Linked DNA regions of Mus musculus: regions 1 and 3 are each linked to region 2. The links are chromatin contacts, found by Hi-C or POLR2A ChIA-PET in ENCODE. All regions are on one chromosome and are shown on one strand. The core of a region is the stretch at or near the end of the contact, and the rest is flanking DNA. Distances in the headings are between cores, read along the strand shown.

Region 1 (2,940 bases), core at 162-2,661, 120 kb after region 2:
TTTTTTTAAAAAACAGGTGAATAATAAATGTCTGGAAACCGTTTCTCTGTCACCTCTCTTTGTGTTTAAGAGAGATGAGGAAGTCCCTGGATATGTACAGAGAGGGTTCTGAATGGGACACATTCAACAGTCATTCAAGAAAAAAGTTGTTGAGTGCCTAGTAGAGATCTGCTGTTAGGCCAGAAGCCATGAGAAAATAGAGAAATCACTGGGATAATGCCTTTGTCCTTGGGGAGTTCTCGCTAGTCACTGAGGCCAACTACGCACTGTGATAAAGCTGTAAGCTGGTTATCACATTGGCACAAAGAGTTCAGTTTGAGTCAATATTTAGTAAATACTTAAAACATGTGGGGATTCCTGGGACACTCACAGGAGACTGCTCAGAGTTCTTTCCATGTCCCGTCCACCGCCCGGAGTTTATTTTGTAGACTGGGCACGGCAACTAAAGCCAAAGGTGCTTTTGTAATTGACCAGAAGCCACACAAGCAGGTAACAGGCAGAGCAGGTGACGGGGCAGTGAAGGAAACCCACTTTCGGGCAGAGGAACACCCTAAAGGCACAGGGGACTGAAACTTGACATTCTGTGGGTCTGAGCGGGACTTTGGGGAATAGAGAAGTCAAAGGTCAGGGTGGAACTGGCTGCTGTTCTTTTAAATATCAGGCTCAACGGGGGACTCCATAACGTGAAGAAAGAAAAACACTGGTGGGTTTTAAATGGGGAACTCCGCTAACTACAGCCTGAAAAAGTAGGTGTTCTGGACACCCCTCAACTATTGCTCTTCACTCTTAAGGGGTAGAAAAGTGCCTGCCAACTTCCTCCACTAAGCCCCCGCCTCCAACCCTCCAAGATCTAAGAAGAAATGTCAATTTATTAAATGGGAGATGGAAGGGAGAGAGAGAACTGGGTCTGAATCCCAGGTCCCAAGCCCTACCACACCCTCAAGGCCCCGGGCAAGGAGTGACCTCACTGTTCTTTTTTTTTTTTTGCCCGGGCTTGAAGTTAAATGGCAAGCAGAACCACGTGGGGGTGCTGTCCCAGCCTGTAAGCACCAGACCTATTACTCCTTACTCTATCCTGTAGGAAGGCGCTTCCTGGACCTGAATTTACAAAAGGCCGGCCTTTTTGTAATAGTAGGCTTCTCATAGAAACAGGCCTGCGATCCTGAGCTAGCTAGTCTAGGCAGAAAGTTTCCTATTAGGATACAAGTCTATGGCTGGTGAATGCAGGTTGAGGATCCCCTGGGCGGAGACCTTTTGCAGCGGCGCCAAGGACTCCGCAGGTCCTTTACGGCTCATTCCTGCCTACTGACCACCTATCTTAAGCGCTCCAGCATTCCACGCGGCGGCGCCTTTAAACCCTCTTGGCCCTTGCCCCGCCCCTGGTCCGCCCCGTCTGAGGCGGGACCCCCCAGAAAACTCCAAGCCCGGCCGGGTCTTGAGCTCCACTCGCCGCTGCAGCCCCTGTCGTGCGTGCGCTCTCATCCAGCCCTCTTGGACGGTGAGCAGGACTGAGGGACCAAGGCAGCGGGGTGGGAGTTGGGGATTATGTGTGTGGTCTGTAGAAAGCAAGAAGCCAACACTTGAGACTTGCTTCTGGGAGCGTGGGGGTTGAAGACTGGCGGACGCTGGGGTCCCAACTGGGTGCCCCGCCCCGTGCTGTCAGGTCCGGTTCCCAAGCCTTCTCTGCATTGTTCAGCAGTTAAGCAAGGCAAGTTTTACGGGTGCACAAGACGGGGCGTCCGTCCCGACCCAAGAGGTCTGGTCCCAAGCCCCAGCCGTTTGCTCCAGCGTTGAGTTCTCTTTGGGGGGAGAAGGAAGGAGGGCGTCGGACGTCCGCAGGCTGCTGAGTGGCCGCAAGAACTAGGTTCTGGCGCGCGCTCCGGTCCATGAATTTACCGCGCGCCCCTTTCACTTCCTGGTCCAGGAGCACGTGTGGGTACTGCCTGCCTTCTGTGACCCCGAGACCGCCCTTTTGCCCCCCTCCTGCTAGTTCGTTTGTCCGGGTACTCGGGGTCACAGGTCTCCGGGAGTTATTTGCACAGTAGCCTGGTCTTCTGTGAAACCCCCTTCTTCTCCTGGAGCGCCTTTGACCTCGGACATCTCCGGGCTGCAGCCCTGACTGCACTCGGATGTGCCCTGTCTGTAGGGGTTGGCTGCTATCCAAACTCTCTTACCCTAGCCTGAGACCCGCTGCCCCCTCCCGTGCCCCCTGCTGCTGGGAAAGCCGGTGGTGGCCGCGGGCGGGCGGGCGGGCTGCCCAGACCTGCGTCACCCCAGTGGCGGGAGGGCGGTGGGTGACTCATCCACATTAACGGCCCAGGCAGGGTGTGGCCGTGGGGGTGGGGGGGACGGCCGAAGGGGCTGGACCGGAAGTAGATTACCTCCTTTTTGGGCTCTGCAGGCCTACCTGTGTTCCTATCCGAGAGGTTCTGGGATACGTGGTATCTGTGGAGCAAAAGCAGCGGTGATGGCAAGTGGAGGTGCGGTGTAGGAGACCAGTGGCTGGACGGGTCTCCTTGTTCCCTAGAGCAGTAGTCAGGGATAGCTCATCTCTAAGCTTCTCCCATTTTCTCTTCCCTGTAGCTCAGGGTACACCTCAGGCTTTGGGCCAAGGTAAGGAGGGGTGAGCAAGGTGTTAACGTTCCAAAGCCGCAAATAATCTTTGTCCTTGCGATCCCCTTGCACACCCTTGGTGTCTATGCTGGTCCCCAGGGGATTGGCCCCTAGTCAGTGTTCACCCCATGGCTTTGTCCTTCGAGATTGCCAGGTGTGGGCTTTTTAAGCAAAAAAAAAAAAAAAAAAAAAAAAAAAAAAGTCTTTCCTACCCAGGGTATGTCTTCTTTGATTCTCTACCCACAAACTGCATATGCCCTCCAGGTCCTCCAGAGCTGCCCCTTCCCCGTTCCCTGCTTCCCCAGTCTGGCTATACCCTGAGAATTG
Region 2 (2,933 bases), core at 116-2,615:
AACTGGGAATAAGTCCTTAACAAATAACAATTATGATAATTTAGGCCACGTATACTGTGATAACACAGTATCATTCAAATAACTCTTGACAGGCTCGACTTCTAAGATCAAGCCAGACAGTCTGTGTCAGTTACCATGTGCCTGCAACTGTAATGCAAGGAAGTACAAAGAAATACATACTTTCTACTCTCAAGAACCCTACAATTTAGTTATAAGGTTATTTGAATGGTAATGTGTTATCACAGTATATTATGGGCAATGCATAGTAAAAAACCAATAGAGGTAGTTATTAATCTACACCATGTAATTACATCAAAGCACAGACATACCAGACTATGACTAGAGGTTAATACGGCTCACTCAAAGGATAAATGTGAAGTGTAGGATGAGAGATGTCTAGGCCGAATGGAGCCACTTCTATGGTAATCTAGAAGACATTCCCTAGGGGCAGGCTCAGTTTGTAAGATCAAGGCAGTCTGCGTCAGTTACCATGCGTCTGAGACTGTAATACATTACAAGAAAGTACAAAGAAATAAAGAAATACTTTCTACTCTCACGAACAATTTACTTGAAACTGAAAACATTGTAAAATAAAGTATGAAGTTCTTGGCCCGGCGTGGTGGCGCACGCCTTTAATCCCACCACTTGGGAGGCAGAGGCAGGCGAATTTCTGAGTTCGAGGCCAGCCTGGTCTACAGAGTGAGTTCCAAGACAGCCAGGACTATACAGAGAAATCCTGTCTCGAAAAACCAGAAAAAAAAAAAAAAAAGAGTATGAAGTTTTAAAAAGTCAATTATAAGTGCAGTAAGAAATCAGGAAAAGAATGAAAGAGTTGGAGTCTTTGGCAAGAAACTAATAGTGGTAGGGTGAACGGAGTGGGTTGACGGCCGATTTTGACCTAGTTGAAGAGTTCTTGAAAAGAACGGAGTTGACAGTACTCCAGGGGAGACAATCTAGACGTATTTCGGTAGGAGGAACCTTCTTATCAGGGTAAAAAGACTATTTTATTTTAGGCTTATTCTTTCCATCTGTATTTCCCACTCTCAGTCCTCCAAGCCAGTTGGGCGGGATGTAAGTAGCAGCAGGTAGCAGCTCACTGTGTTCAGCGTCCTCCTCCGTAGATCTGAGCTGGGAACGCGGAAGCTCTGGTTACTAAAAACAAAGTTCACCCAGGTCCCAGGTCCACGACATCTCAGCCACTCCGGGATTTCCGGACAGCGGAAGCGTCGCCAATAAGGGACCGGAAATCCCGCCTTCGCCGGAGGAAGCTGCGGACGCTAGACAGCCAATCCCGAGGAAGGCAATCGTTCCGCGGAGACAGCTGAGAGCCCGCGCGGGGCTGGAGGCCGGAAGTACCGTGGGGGCGGGACTTGGGGTGCCGGAAGTGATCATTCCTCGGTTCTTCCTGTCGGTGCTGTAGCAGAGGAGATGCTCCCGGCGGCTGAGAGGCGTCAGCCCGAGGACGGTTAGCGAGAGGGGCGCAGTGTGGACCCGGGGCCGGGCCGGGCCGGGCGGGTGGCCCGCACTCGGACCATGAGCTACCCCATGCACTGGGGGGAATGGATCCTGAACTTTCGGGTGCCGCCCGCCGGGGTGTTCGGCGTGGCCTTCCTGGCCCGGGTCGCCCTGGTTTTCTACGGTGTCTTCCAGGACCGGACTCTGCTGGTGAGGTACACCGACATAGACTACCACGTGTTCACGGACGCCGCGCGCTTCGTCACGGAAGGGCGCTCCCCGTACCTGCGGGCGACCTACCGCTACACCCCGCTCCTGAGCTGGCTCCTCACCCCCAACGTCTACCTCAGCGAACTCTTCGGCAAGTTTCTCTTCATCAGCTGCGATCTCCTCACCGCCTTCCTCCTGTACCGCCTGCTGCTGCTCAAGGGGCTGGGGCGCCGCCAAGCCTGTGGCTACTGCGTCTTCTGGCTTCTCAACCCTTTGCCCATGGCGGTGTCCAGCCGGGGCAACGCGGACTCCATCGTCGCCTCCCTGGTTCTCTCGACCCTGTACTTCATAGAGAAACGGCTCATCGCGTGCGCCGCGGTGTTCTATGGCTTCGCGGTGCACATGAAGATGTACCCGGTGACCTACATCCTCCCCATAGCGCTCCATCTGCGGCCCGAGCGCGACGATGACGAGCGTCTCCGGCAAGCCCGGTTCTCTTTCCAGGCTCGTTTGTACGACTTCCTGAGGAGGCTGTGTAGCTGGGCAGTGCTGCTTTTCGTAGCAGTTGCAGGGCTCACGTTTGTTGCCCTGAGCTTCGGTTTTTACTATAAGTACGGTTGGGAGTTTTTGGAGCACACCTACTTTTATCACCTAACTAGGAGGGATATCCGCCATAATTTCTCTCCGTACTTCTATATGCTGTATTTGACTGCCGAGAGCAAGTGGAGTTTTACTCTGGGGATTGCGGCGTTCCTGCCACAGTTCATCTTGCTGTCAGCCGCATCTTTCGCCTACTACAGAGACCTTGTCTTCTGCTGTTTCCTTCATACGTCCATTTTTGTGACTTTTAACAAAGTCTGCACCTCTCAGTACTTTCTTTGGTATCTCTGCCTTCTGCCTCTGGTGATGCCACTGGTGAGGATGCCTTGGAAAAGAGCCGTAGTCCTCTTACTGTTCTGGTTCATAGGACAGGCCTTATGGCTGGCTCCTGCATATGTTCTAGAGTTTCAAGGAAAGAACACCTTCCTGTTTATTTGGTTAGCCGGTTTGTTCTTCCTTCTGATCAACTGTTCCATACTGATTCAGATTATTTCCCATTACAAGGAGGACCGCCTAACGGAGAGAATCAAATACGACTAATGTGTTCTGGATCTTCTGCAACATTCTGATTTTGCCGTATGGACTAGGAGGCTTTGGAATTTTTCTCCTCCCTGAACATTCTAAGCACTCTAGTGAAAGTTCCTTTGTTCCAATAGAAATTAAAACCA
Region 3 (2,828 bases), core at 288-2,787, 64 kb before region 2:
GGCAAGACACATAACTATTTTAAAAGGCCAGGTCTCTCTTGTGTTAAATGACTTTGCTTGTAAAATAACCTGTAAAGTTTAGAAAGGATATCTTCAGGTGGTGGCGGTGTTATTGTGAAACCATCCCATAAATGGCTATGATGATGATAATCATGATGTTGTGATGGTGATGGTGATGATGATGATGATGACCGACTTTCAAACCGGTACCAGAAAGTCATTCAATCCACTCAACCTCCAGCTAAAGGGAGAATGCTTTCTCCCAAAGTCTCCCGGTAGCTTGCAGTTTTCACATGGCTCAACATGGCTTCTAGAGAAACAGTGTGAAGAAACCAGGCTTGGGATATATCCAGGTGACAAGGAGCAGGTCCCTTAGCCTCTTGCTAGGCAGTCTTGGGCGACCAGGGTTGGAGTTCTGACTTCCCTATAGATTCCCTATCAGTGTTTCTCTGTGGTTGCTGAATGTGGCTTCCACTGGCAGCCCCACGAATACGACTTCTGAGAAGAGGAAGTCACCGCTGGCCCGGATCTCTTTTCCTGTCTGTGCCTCAGTTTTCTCAATAGGAAGCAGTAAGCGAGGGAGCAGGGGTGAAGGGGACAAGTAGGGAATGGAGGTGAAGATCTAGACGTGTTCTAGGCCACTTCCCCCTAATGGGCACTTCCGCGCCCTGGTTTTGCAGGCTGAGCCGCCCCTTCTTCCCATCCTGGCCCCACCCTACTCTCCGCCTTTTTCACAGTTGGAGACATGGCTTTGGGAAGAGGTTTCTCTTCCTTTTTCCTACCTCCAGGCTAGCTCCACCTTCCCCAGCAAAGAGGTGTGTTACGTCCTCTCGTTGGAGACTCCAATTGGTAGAAAGCAGTTTAACGCAAAAACAAAACACCCCCATAGTTACCGTGTGCATGAAACGTATGTGCATGATCTCAGCTAATAATCGCCGTAACTCCTCGAGTGTTTACAATCTCTGTTCCGTACGTGGCGGGGGGGGGGGGGGAAGTGAGCTTGAAAGCATTGAGCTGAACAAGGATCTTCCAGCTAGGAAGTCTGGACCGCTAACCCACTTCCCTTTCGCTTTGCATTCTGACCGGGTATTAGAACAGATTTCCAGCGATCTTCCAGGACTCTGAAGCCCCTTTGGGTCCGCTTCACGTCCAGGAAACCGTGGGTCAGGCCATGCCTACATAAATCAGCAGGGTTTGCTGCCAAGACTCAGTGGCCCACATCACCCAATTGGATTCTGAGTGCGTAACCACAGTCACCCCATCATGCATCCCCAGAGGCCCTGCAAGCACCCCATTCTCCCTGGAAGGCTGGCAGGTGCAGGGCGGGGTGCCCTCTGAGCGAGGAAATGGGGGTAGAGGAGCCCAGGTGCCGCCAGTTCGCCCAGCCTGAGGCCAGAGGCGGAGCCACCATCAGGGTCGAAGTCTGGCCCAGGCGACGGCCTGGGGCGGGGCGAGGCGGGGGCGGGGCCGGGCAGCGGGGCGCGGCTGGGACTGGTCTCCCGAGCTGCGGAGGGCGGGAAGAGCGGCGGGAGGAGGGGAAGAAGGGTGGAGGGCGGGGAGTTGGCGGCTCCCGCTCGGCTGGGCTCTGCGCACCCACGCTTCACTGCTCCGCTTTCTGCCCCCCACCTGGGCATGCGCCCCCCGCGGCCCTGGCCCCCCAGAGCCCACGCCGCCCCCAGGAGTCTCCTCAGAGCCGCCTACGCAGAATGGGCGTCCCTAGCCCCACGCCGCTGAGTTCGCTCCTGCTGCTGCTGCTAATACTTGGTAAGCCAGGTGGTGGTCGCCGCGTCCCTGTCCCGGCCGGGTAGGTGCCTAACACCGTGCAGCCCACCAGCCCACCTTCCTAGCATTTCAGAGCTGGTTGCATCCCTACTTCTCCAACAGACGTGCCTCCACTGTCTCTGGGCTCGGCGTCTCGCTTCCTTTTGCGCCTGTCTGCCCAATCAGTTATGGGGAGGGTGGTGGTGTCCTCGCTCTAGGTTCCTAGCTGGGGCATATGGGCGACCTACTGAGGTATCCCCTGAGACACCATCGGGCCTCCGGAGGCAGGCACCACTTCTCATCGGTTACACCCAGCGTCTGGGGTCGTTGCTACCAAATACCGTGACAACCTTCTGCCCCACTCTCGGCTCAAGGCCTGGTTTTGGGTGTTTGCTCTGCGTGGGCAGTGCCTGGCGGTCTTCATAATTGCCTAGAGTTGGCTGGAGGCCCAGGGGCTGATTCTGACCACGATCTCTGAAAAAAGTCTCCCCAACACCCCCACCTCCCAATATAACATGTCACCATCTGAGGCTTCTTCCCTCACGTGTCTCCACCCTGGGCCAGTTCCCTCTTTGCCCTTCTTCCACGCTCCCAGATATTTGCCTGGTTGTCAGACTCAGTTGGTCCCAACATCCCTGCCTCAGGAGAAACCAGGCTCCATGGAAACTGAACCTGGGATCTCTAAGCACCCAGTGTCTGTCCTGGTGGGTGTTTATGATGGTGTGTTTTCTGGGCCAACCTTGCGTCATGTCTGGTGTGTGTGTGTGAGTGTGAGTGTGTGTGTGTTGAGGCCTGTGGAGGTTGCTAACATTACCATGTTTGGGGTCTGACTTGGAGGGCTCCCTGTAGGAGGTGTTCTGGGAAAGATATGGCATGGAGCAGTTGCCAGGAGACTGAAGCCCTTGAAAGGAACGTGTGTGTGTGTGTGTGTGTGTGTGTGTGTGTGTGTGTGTGTTATGCATATGGAGAAGATACTATAGTGGGGCACCCCAACCTCCTTCTCTGGTTTATACCAGAACTGCGCAGTGTTGTACAGAATGGTTCCTTGGGCTTCTTGGGGCCAGGAT

The links. A loop is a pair of places that touch in the nucleus more often than their neighbours do. ChIA-PET counts read pairs that join two places held with the same protein, here RNA polymerase II (POLR2A).
Region 1: POLR2A ChIA-PET joins it to region 2 with 31 read pairs in Patski. The contact joins the promoter of Tagln2 here to the promoter of Pigm in region 2. POLR2A ChIA-PET finds 5 or more read pairs at or near these places in 3 of 5 experiments (Patski and embryonic stem cell).
Region 3: POLR2A ChIA-PET joins it to region 2 with 13 read pairs in Patski. The contact joins the promoter of Igsf8 here to the promoter of Pigm in region 2. A Hi-C loop is called at or near these places in 8 of 37 maps with a recorded cell type or tissue (Patski, adrenal gland, left cerebral cortex and 1 more). POLR2A ChIA-PET finds 5 or more read pairs at or near these places in 2 of 5 experiments (Patski and embryonic stem cell).

The regions. Positions count from the first base shown.
Region 1 is chr1:172,498,835-172,501,774 of GRCm38, forward strand. It overlaps Tagln2 (transgelin 2), which reads left to right and starts at 1,412. Exons shown (of 5, transcript NM_178598.2): 1 at 1,412-1,498. Igsf9 (immunoglobulin superfamily, member 9) reads left to right here. Exons shown (of 21, transcript NM_001145800.1): 21 at 1-43.
Region 2 is chr1:172,375,166-172,378,098 of GRCm38, forward strand. It overlaps Pigm (phosphatidylinositol glycan anchor biosynthesis, class M), which reads left to right and starts at 1,366. Exons shown (of 1, transcript NM_026234.4): 1 at 1,366-2,933. The coding sequence starts at 1,534. The coding sequence ends at 2,805.
Region 3 is chr1:172,310,830-172,313,657 of GRCm38, forward strand. It overlaps Igsf8 (immunoglobulin superfamily, member 8), which reads left to right and starts at 1,538. Exons shown (of 7, transcript NM_080419.2): 1 at 1,538-1,764. The coding sequence starts at 1,707.